Regions from separate parts of the Homo sapiens genome. Here region 2 is linked to region 1. A link is an interaction called in ENCODE POLR2A ChIA-PET data of the cell type or tissue named here. Cell type or tissue: GM12878. All regions are shown on one strand. Links, peaks and the distances in the headings refer to the core of each region. The heading gives the core; the rest is flanking DNA.

Region 1 (5,380 bases), core at 92-5,091:
ATGATAAACAAGGAATCAAATAAAAACATAAGTAATTTCAGTTTGAGAGGTCACAGAAAGTTAATAAAAAGGTTCTATGAGAATGAAGGGAACTCTCACACAGCTTGTGAGAGTAGGACTGTCTGTGTAGATAGCATGAGATAGGAGAAAGAGCTAGCCATGTGATAACATGGAGACAGGGACCAGCAAAATATTTAAGTCTCTTCAGCTGGAAAGACTGTGCTGTGTTCTGATAACAAAAAGGAGGCCTCCATAGCTAGAACAGTGAGTCCTAGGCAGAGTGAGGCAAATTAAACTGGGGCCAGATCCTGGGAAGGATTTTGAATTATTCTCAGGCATGTTTTAAGCAGGATGGCATAGTCCAGAGAATGGATTTCAAGGGAAGGAGGCAAGAGCTGGGGAAGACAGGGTGCCAGAAAGTATTGAAACCAAATAGCAAGTTATTGCAGTGGCTCAGAAGGAGAAAACAATGGTGATTATGGAGATGAACAGAGTAGCCTTATTCAAGGTGTGTTTTAGAAGTAGAATCTACAGGACTTGCTGATAAATTAAACATGGAAAGAAAATTAAGACAAAGATGACTTACAGGTTCTTAGCTTGAGCAACTGGGTGAATGGTTATGTTGTCGACTAAGCCTGAGGAAGGAACAGCTTTCAAGGATAGATGGAAGGAATAATTAGGTATCCAACTTCTACGTGTTAAATGAAAGGCGACTGTGATACACCCCAGGGAAATATATTCAGGACTGCCCTCTGAGCCCTCTAGACATAGGTTTCATTTGTACCACAACCATCTCCCCTTCCAAATACCCACAGAGATGTTTCCTATATCTATGTTTTCAAGGTGTGTGGTCGTGAAGAACAGGGAGCCCTTCACTCCTGTCTGCATTGCCCGCTAAACTACAGGCTGACGTGCCTTCTGATTTTCTTTTCTGCTGTCAGAGCATTTGCTTCCCTCTGTCCTACAGGACAACTCTAAATCATTATCTCCACAACACCTGCTCCATATCAAAAGTGTTAGATTTTTAGCCAGAAGACATGCACTATTTTTCTTACTAGCTGGGTGACCTGGGGCATGCCATTTAACTTCTGGGAGCCCTGCAGGTCTTTGTAAAGACAATATCAATGATTACATGTAAAAGCACTTTGTAAACTGTAAGCAGTTACGTAAATAGGCTTGTTATTCTCATTTTTGTCTCAGTCTCCACCACTGTAACAAATAATCTTCCTTTTTTTTTTTTTTTTTTTTTTGCTCTGTTCTCCTCGCTTTTCTTCTTGCGTGCTTCTTCTGTCTCTTGTCCTTTCTGCCACATAAATTTGCTTTCCTGAAAAAGGCTGGTTATTTGGAGACATCATCACCAGCCAATCAGAGCTCTCTATTCCTTCTGGCTGGAAAGCCAATCAGATGTAAGCTCCAGGTCTCTTTTCAGTGTTGCTAGGGCTTCAGGTCTACTTCTAAAAGCTGACTTGCTTGCTTTCCGCTAGTTCATTCTCTGTCTCTCTCTGCTCCCCACTTCTCCCACCCCCACTCTATTCCTCTCACTCCTCCCCTCTTCTGGGTTTGGAGCAGTTCCAAATACTTAAGGCTTCCGGAAGTTTGGGTTATGGATAAGCAAGGTTTGACTGTATATTTTTTCCCTTGAGAAATAGAGGACAGCTATTCCATGTTCAATATTGAAGCAAATGTTTTAGCAGCTTAATGTCCCTTGGCTACATAAAATTTAGTTCTGTTTATGTGTTTTGGGTGTACAGATCACTTTTTATTCAGATGGACTAGAGCATAAACTGGCATTGAGTTTTCTGGCAATGAAACGTCATAGCACTGGAACCTCACTGGGCTTTACAAAAATGCATTCAAAATATTTTAAAGTACTTCCACTTTATAACTGATGACAGAAGATGATAAATACATTGTGGTTATTTTGCTCCTGTTTTTTGAACTTTCAGTGCTGGGATTATTGGAGACAACTACCCTGAGATAGCAGTGATTTGGGAACTAATACCTAATGGCTAAGTGGGTGTCCTCAGCCCTCACATCCTGCTTATCTATGGAAACTAAGTAACATGGGAATGATAGCTAGAAATCCACCCTTTTCAGAGGACCCAAGAGTCCATCTTTAAATGCTGTATGGCTGGGTATGCTGTGAGGATTCTCTTAACACAGAACAGCTCTGCCTTCCAAAACCCTAAAGACGTTTGATAAGGAAAAATAGCTAACAAGTTATGCCTTTCTCATAACCTTTGAAACCTACTTAAAAACTGAAACAGTACAAGAATTTGCAGTTTAAAATGACCAGAGAAGTGGCAGAAAGCCAGAATTCTGTCAGAGACGGCTTAGAAAAGCTTAATGATTAACAAATGGGTCACTGCCTTCAGGCTCTGACCTTTAGAACTAACCAATTTTAGCCTTTTGGTTATGTTCCTTCAACTCGTTTTATATCAAGGAAAAAAAAATACTCTCTAATGGCACAGTACCACCCATCCAAAAAAAGGATTCTTAGCAGTCCAGTATTTGGTCAGTAGCTTTTCTGATAACATGGAGTTGGTCCTAAGCACAGTATTAACAACTGTTAAATTATATTTTTTGTTAGAGTTTAAGGAAGGCCCTAAGCACGACTGCATATCCTGCAGGTGAAATGTACGAAATTTCGGTTAACATGGTAACGGCTCTAAAAATACCTAGGCTACAGTTTAACCACAGAGTTTCCTCCTTAACGTAAAAAAGCCACCATCACGAGCTGTTAGAAAGTGCAACAAAAGCAATCTCTGTCGGACTTTGTGCAAGCAGGCTATTAAATCAGGCCTGGCAGTGACAATCTGCAGCCACTCTGCATCAAAGTAATAATTAAAGTTTTGCAAGCCCAAACAGCAATGCACAAACCACCTAAGAAATATGTTACATTGATAAGTCCTTTTTTTCTGCCTGTAACTTCTCTTCTCCCCTACCCCCAACCACCAGGTGGACTAAGCAGGGCGTGGCAGGGGCACCGTGACAAAGAGTCACCACACCATAACCACAGGGCCCCACCCGAAGGAAAACCTAGGGCAGGCTGCCACGGTTTTCCCAGCAACCTCTGCACCAGGATCCCATAGAGTATGCACAGGAGGCTAAATCACTCACCTGGGGTTTCCCATCTGGGCTCTTTGCTTGGCAGAGACAGAGAGGGTGGGGTCAACCTTTTCCTTGATGCTTTTGCAGTTAGCAAGTTGGAAACACATTTGACTCTTTTGAATTCTGTGCCTTGGCTATTCAGGAGTCTGTCATGTCTGGGCTTACTAAATTCTACCATGTCTAGGCTGCCGGGTTTAATAAATAGAAATACCTGACATCCAGTTAAATTGGAATTTTGAATAAACAGTGAAGAATTTAGTGAGTGTAAGTATATCCCATGCAATGCTTGGGATACTTACACTACATACTTATATACTTATACTACAAATAATTTCATAGTTTACCTGAAATTCAAATTTGACTGGATGTACTTTCAGAGTCTTTTTATCCACCAACACCCAATTAACAAATTGGTTTTTATTTGTTTGGGCTTTTTAACTTCATTTTGCTTTTATTTAGTTTTGCTTTGCCTTGCAAGCCTTGGGTCAGTGTAGAAAGGCTAATCCAAGGAAATGAGCTAGCATTTGCTGAGCTCATTCTTAAATCAGGCTTCATCTTAGGTACTTTTGATGCATGGTCTTTTAAAATCCTCACATCATCCTCTATAATAGCCTACTTAAAATCCACATTTTATAGAGGAGGGTACCTCAGCTCAGAAAGGTTAAGTGATTTGACCAAGGTCACACAGCTAACAAGGAGGCAAAGCTAGGTGTAAGCCTAAGTGAGTATGACCCCAACTGGCTTTCTCAACTACTTAGTACATCTGCAATAGTCACATTTAAATGTAATAGTTAATTTTTGCCTGTTTATCAGACATTAGGTTCTTTTCCTTAACAAACGTCAACTCAATAGCATAGATTTCATAAGCGAAAAGCTCAAATTGACAGCTGAATTGGGAACTGTTCTCCATCAACTCCTGGTACATAATAAACTATTTTATTAATCTCTTTACTAAAAATGAACTTCCAGGCCATTTCTGACTACTCCACACTAGAGCTATAGTTGTTCTAAGTGCTTTCTATATAGTAATTAATCTAATATTGAAATCAACCCTATGATATAGTCAGTACTATAATTTTCAATTTATAGTGTAGAGAAATTGAAGTTCACAGCCTTTCCCAAGGTCATACACTGGTAAGGGAATTAAGCATGATTTAATCTCATCTTCCTGGCTGCAAAGCCTAGGTTGTGTGGCTTTGAGGAATTACTTAGCCTCTCTGAGCCTAAGTTTTTTCATGTGTAAAATGGGAATTATAACTACAGTACTATCTATATCATTGTTAACCATCTAAATAATGGTTAATTCATTTACCAGTGTTTGACCTTGAGAAAGTCTCTGAACTTAAACAGCTTTGCACATAGTAAGCACTCAACAAACATGAACTTATACAATTATTTTGAGAATTATCTTTAGTAGACACCTTTGACAATAAAGGACATAAGAGAATAGTCTATGTCAGGGATTGGCAACATTTTTCTGTTAAGACCCAAAAAGTAAATATGTTAGACTTTTTAGGCCAAGAGTCAAAATCAAGGATATTATGTGGGCAATTACATGACAAGATAGAAAACAAATTTCTATAAATCTTTATTGACAAAAATGGAAAATTTGATAATAATAGTTAAGTATAATTTTCTATAATATAGGTCTACTGATGAGAAAAATTGAATTCTTTTATTGTGGGAGAGTGATAACATTTCACTTAATTGGGGTTCAAAGTTAGTGCTTCCTATCATCAGAATCAATTGCCCATGCCCATCTGTTAATGCTGATTCATAATGAGGTTTTACATATTTTGTCTTTGAAAATATCTTTTCACACAAATAGATACTGTCAAATACTAATATCTGTTGATGAACATATGATTTTAATTTAGCACAATCATTACTTAAAAAGCACTTAAAGAATTCTATTAGATTCTTCTCTTGGTATTTGCCTTTTAGCATGTCATTATATTAATTACTTCCAATTGAAGGGTAGGTGGAAGCTCCTCAATTGCACAGTTAAATGGATTTTGAAATAAGGAAATTTCATTTGCACTTGCATCAAAGTCCAAAAAAATCCACTGCTGGAATTGTAGTTTGAACTCAAAAGATATATCTGCTGCACGTTTGTGTGGAAATGGAGGTCTTGCTTCTTGTTTTAACTTTTGACAGCACAGGAAATGTAGAAAGCAGTTTGACATTACATGTGATTCAAACAACATTAGTTGTCACTGAAATGACTTTACCACAGTATAAATTTCACTTGTAAGTGCTGTTTTGCCTA
Region 2 (5,380 bases), core at 250-5,249, 81 kb after region 1:
TAGTTCTCCTTGAAGAGATCTTCCACCTCCCTGGTTAGCTGTGTTCCTAGGTGTTTCATTCTTTTTGTGGCAATTGTGAATGGGATTGCATTCCTGATTTGGCCCTTGGCTTGACTATTGTTGGTACATAGGAATGTTAGTGATTTAGTGATTTTTGCACGTTGATTTTGTATCCTGAGACTTTGCTGAAGTTGTTTATTAGCTTAAGAAGCATTTGGGCTGACAGTGAGGTTTTCTAGATATAGGATCATGCCATCTACAAACAGGGTAGTTCAACTTCCTCTTCCTATTTGGATGTCCCTTATTTCTTTCTCTTGCCTGATTGCCCAGGTGGGCCAGGACTTCCAATATTATGTTGAATAGGAGTGGTGAGAGAGAGCATTCTTGTCTTTTGCTGGTTTTCAAAGGGAATACTCCTAGCTTTTGCCCATCCAGTATGATGTTGGCTGTGGATTGTCATGGATGGCTCTTATTATTTTGAGGTATGTTCCTTCAATACCTAGTTTATCGAGAGTTTTTCACATGAAAGGGTATTGAATTTTATCAAAAACCTTTTCTGCATCTATTGAGGTAATCATGTGGTTTTTGTATTTAGTTCTGTTCACATGATGAATCATATTTATTGATTTGCATATGTTGAACTAACCTTGTATCCCAGGGATAAAGCCTACTTGATCATGGTGGATAAGATTTTGATGTGCTGCTGGATTTGTTTACCAGTATTTTATTGAAGATTTTTGCATCAATGTTCAAGGATATTGGCCTGAAGTTTTCTTTTTTTGTCATGTCTGTGCTACGTTTTGGTATCAGGATGATGTTGACCTCATAGAATGAGTTAGGGAGGGGTCCCTTCTCCTCAAATTTTTGGAATAGTTTCAGCAGGAATGGTACCAGCTCTTTGTACATCTGATAGAATTCAATGGTGAATCTGTTTGGTCCTGAGATTTTTTTGGTTCGTAGGCTACTTGTTACTGACTCAACTTCAGAGCTTATTATTGGTCTGTTCAGGAAATCCGTTTCTTCCTGGTTTAGTCTTGGGAGGGTGTATGTATCCAGGAATATATTCATTTATTGTATATTTTCTAGTTAATAATCATAGAGGTGTTCATAATATTCTCTGATGGTTGTTTGTATTTCTGTAGGGTCAGTGGTAATATCCTGCTTGTTTTTTCGTATTGTGTTTATTTGGATCTTCTCTCTTTTCTTCTTTATTAGTCTAGCTAGCAGTCTGTGTATTTTATTAATTTTTTTCCAGAAAACAGCTCCTGAATTCATCGATATTTTGAATGGTTTTTTTGTGTCTCAATCTCTTTCAGTTCAGCACTGATTTTGGGTATTTCTTGTCTCTGCTAGCTTTGGTATGTATTTGCTCTTGGTTCTGTAATTATTTTAGTTTTGGTGTTAATTGTTAGCTTGAGATCTTTCCAACTTTTTCAGGTGGACATTTAGTACTATAAATTTCCCTCTTAACACTGCCTTTGCTGTGTTCCAGAGATTTGGATATGTTGTATCGTTGTTCTCATTAATTTCAAATAAATTCCTGATTTCTGTCTTTATTTCATTATTTACCCAGATGTTATTCAGGAGCAGGTTATTCAGTTTTCATGTAACTATATGGTTTTGAGTGAATGTCTTAGTCTTGATTTCTAATTTGATTGTGCTGTGGTCTGAGAGATTGTTTGTTATGATTTCAGTTCTTTTGCATTTGCTGAGGAGTTTTTTACTTCCTATAATGTGATCAATTTTAGAATGTGTGCCAGATGACAATGAGAAGAATGTATAGTCTGTTGTTTTTGGTGGACAGTTCTGTAGATATCTATCAGCTCCATTTGATCCAGTGCTGAGTTTAAGTTCTGAATATCTTTGTTAATTTTCTGTCTGTATCATCTGCCTAATGTTATCAGTGGGGTGTTAAAGATCCCCACTATTATTGTGTCAGAGTCTAAGTCTATTTGAAAGTATCTAAGAACTTGATTTATGCATCTAGGTGCTCCTGTATTGGGTGCATATATATTTAGGATAGTTAGATCTTCTTGTTGAATTGAACCCCTTACCATTATGTAATGCCCTTCTTTTTTTATCTTTGTTGGTTTAAAATCTGTTTTGTCTGAAACTAGGATTGCAACCCCTGCTTTCTTCTCTTTTCCATTTCCTTGGTAGATCCCTTTATTTTGAGCCTATATGCATCATTGCATGTGAGATGGGTCTCTTGAAGACAGCATAATGGGTTTTGGTTTTTTATCCAGCTTGCCACTCTTTGTCTTTTAGTTGGGATATTTAGCCCATTTATATTCAAGTTTTGTACTGATATGTGTATACTTGATCCTGTTATCATGATGTTAGCTTGTTATTTTGCAGACTTGTTTATGTGGTTGCTTTATGGTGTCACTGGTCTTCAGTGTGTTTTTGTAATGGCTGGTAACCGTCTTTCCTTTCCATATTTAGTGCTTCCTACAGGAGCTCTTGTAAGACAGGTCTGGTGGTAACGAGTTCCCTCAGTATTTGCTTGTCTGTAAAGATTCTTATTTCTTCTTCTTCTTCTTTAAGCTTATGAAGCTTGGTTTTGCCAGATATGAAATTCTGGGTTGGAATTTCCTTCCTTTAAGAATATTGAATACTGGCCACCAATCTTTTCTGGCTTGTAGAGTTTCTGCTGAGAGGTCCGCTGTTAGTCTGATAGATTTCCCTTTGTAGATGACCTGACCTTCCTCTCTTGCTGCCTTTAACATTATTTTTTTCATTTTGACCTTGGAGAATCTCACAATTATGTATCTTGGGGATGATCTTCTTGTGAAGTATCTTACTAGGGTTCTCTGTATTTCCTGATTTTGAATGTTGGTTTCTCTAGCTAGGATGGGGAGGCTCTCATGGACAATGTCCTGAAATATGTTTTCCAAGTTGGTTCTATTCTTTTCATCTCTTTCAGGGACACCAATGATTTATAGATTTGGTCTCTTTACATAATCCCATATTTCTTGGAGGTTTAGTTCACTCCTTTTCATTCTTTTTTCTCTATTCTTGCCTGACCATCTTATTTCAGAAAGCCAGTCTTTAAGCGCCGAGATTCTTTCCTCCACTTGGTCTATTCTGCTGCTAATACTAGTGATTGCATTATGAAATTCTTGTAATGTGTTTTTCAGCTCTTTCAGGTCAGTTATGTTATTTTCTATACCAATTATTTTGTCTGTCAGCTCTTGCCTTGTTTTATCATTATTTTTGGCTTCCTTGGATTGGGTTTCAACATGAAGCTCAGTGTTCTTCATTCCTATCCATATTCTGAATTCTATTTCCGTCATTTTGGCCATCTCAGCCAGTTCAGAACTCTTGCTAGAGAGGTAATGTGGTCATTTGGAGGAAAGAAGGCACTCTGGCTTTTTGAGTTTTCAGGGTTCTTGCACTGATTCCTTCTCATCTTTGTGAGCTTATCTATCTTCAATCTTTGAGGTTGCTGACCTTTGGATTTTTTGCCCCTTTTATCCTATTTGATGACCTTGAGAGTTTGATTGTGGCATAAGGTTGATTAAACCAACTGGCTTCATTTCTGAAAGACTGTAGGGGGCCAACACTTAGCTCCCAACTCCTGGTCTGCATGCTGTAACTCTGCAAGACTTGTAGTGGGCCCCAACTTTGTTCTCTGGCTCCTCAAGGTTAGCAGCCCACTGTGATGGTGGGACCAAGGTATGGCTGCTGCAGCAGAGTATTAGCAGATGCCAGGGTGCTTGCCTCCCTGTGAGTGTTCACCACATTGGTGGAGGTAATGCAGCTGGTGACTGTGTACACAGTCGCACTGGAAGTGGTCTTGGCCTGGGGGCAGGGTGCTGGCTGGCACAGGTCTGGGTGCCTTCTCTTTGCACTGGAAGTGGGAGTGAAGGGGAAGGGGAAGATCTGCTGTTCTCTGTGCAGTATTAATACAAGGGTGGGGCACTGATGGAGGTAAGGCTGGCTGGTTTTGTGCCCATCAAGGCTGTCTGCAATGGTGATTGGTAGGGGGAGGGTGGGCGGACTGCAAAACCCACCCCATACAGACATGCACCGGCAAAGCAAAGCAAAGCAAAGCAATGTGGACAGTTGCCATGGGCCTGAGGGAAGCTGTAGTACAGGGAAGGAGTGGGCAGGCTGGTGCATGGTTGTAGAGGCTGCCCTACTGCAGCTCTGCACTCGTCAGGCACAGTCCACCAGTACAGAAGCTATAGTGTAGGGCCGCAGGATACCTGGGACTGCCCTGCAAGCAGGCATGGCCTGAGCTGGTGCTCAGGTCAGCATAGCCCCATCTAATGGGCAAGATTGTCTTTCGGAGATCAGGTCCAACAGTTCCTCTAGAGCTAAAGTCTCCTAGGAGCAAGTCAAGCCTAGGGGCATGGCCATCCCTGGCTGTACTTCACTACTGATCCTCCTGCACCAAACCATCTGGGCTCCACATCAGCTGGCTTGCTGCCCCTACCTCTTCTCTAAGCAGCTCTCCCTGCCAACTTGATTTCCATGGTGATTAAGGAATCTTCTCCTGCCAGAGTTCCACAGGCCTATGGTGAGAGCAGGTTGCTCCTTGCCAGTTTAACTTACCCATTCCCCTGGAGCCACTGTGGCCAGGAATGAGTCCAGGTGTGCAGTAGCCCCATGCAGTGTTCCCAGCTTTCTCCTTCTTTAGTACAGCTTCTGTGTCTTCCCTCAGTCCACTTTGGGTGCCTTCCTTCTGAAGATCTATTAGGAGCATGTCAGTTGTCTTGGTCCCTCAGTGGGAGCCATTCCACCTGGCTGCATCTAGTCAGCCATCTTGCCTCCCCCCTCTCCCTGCATTTTTCTATTACCCTCATTTTCTCCTTTTAGATGAGTTGGAACTGGAAGGTAGTGGCTGATATCATGTATATACCAAACTTGTAAATCCAAAAGATTGTTGTCCTCTTCAAAGTAGTCAGCCACCTCGACAAACTACACCCTTATTTCAATAAAATTGGGCATCTCTTTCATAGTCTGACACATATTCTTCAACATATCATCAGTTGGATCAGGTCTTTGAAACTTGAGGTTCAATTTATTGTTTTTAAAACCACAGTCATTTGTACTTAACTCATTTAAATCAAATGGATGGTCAGTCTTAACAATTAAAAAAAATTTAGAGGTAACTAAAGAAATACAACTGGCTTATATTTGTTTATCTGTTTTAATGTAGCCAGTAAGCTGATTTTAATAGCAATTTTGAATCTGGCAACCTTCAAAGACATTGGCCAGTTCATCGTCATGGATATAAATACATAGCCTTCTAAGATAAGTACTTTGAAAGACAACAATCAATTGTGTTTATCAGTTAGAGTACATTAGGTGTTTTGTTTCGTAGTTCTTTTCCATAATAAAATCAAGCTCTTTTGGTTATTCTGTCACTATT

The links. Peaks named below come from ENCODE experiments on the same cell type or tissue, not always from the same donor. Only the 100,000 strongest peaks of a DNase experiment are listed, where the experiment ranks them.
Region 2: POLR2A ChIA-PET joins it to region 1 with 12 read pairs; 3 of 35 experiments call an interaction of 5 or more read pairs at or near these places.

The regions. Positions count from the first base shown.
Region 1 is chr10:88,383,373-88,388,752 of GRCh38, reverse strand. The region is part of intron 4 of RNLS (renalase, FAD dependent amine oxidase); the gene reads left to right. Among named protein-coding and RNA genes, the nearest start is that of RNLS, 200 kb to the left of the region's middle. In GM12878, for the core only: no CTCF peak of the experiment used is centred there; DNase peaks (open chromatin) are centred at 1,432, 2,352, 2,702 and 3,012; H3K4me3 peaks cover 2,680 bases; H3K27ac peaks cover 4,716 bases.
Region 2 is chr10:88,302,272-88,307,651 of GRCh38, reverse strand. All of the region lies in intron 6 of RNLS (renalase, FAD dependent amine oxidase), which reads left to right. The region is part of intron 1 of LOC101929727 (a long non-coding RNA gene); the gene reads right to left. Among named protein-coding and RNA genes, the nearest start is that of RNLS, 280 kb to the left of the region's middle. In GM12878, for the core only: no CTCF peak of the experiment used is centred there; no DNase peak of the experiment used is centred there.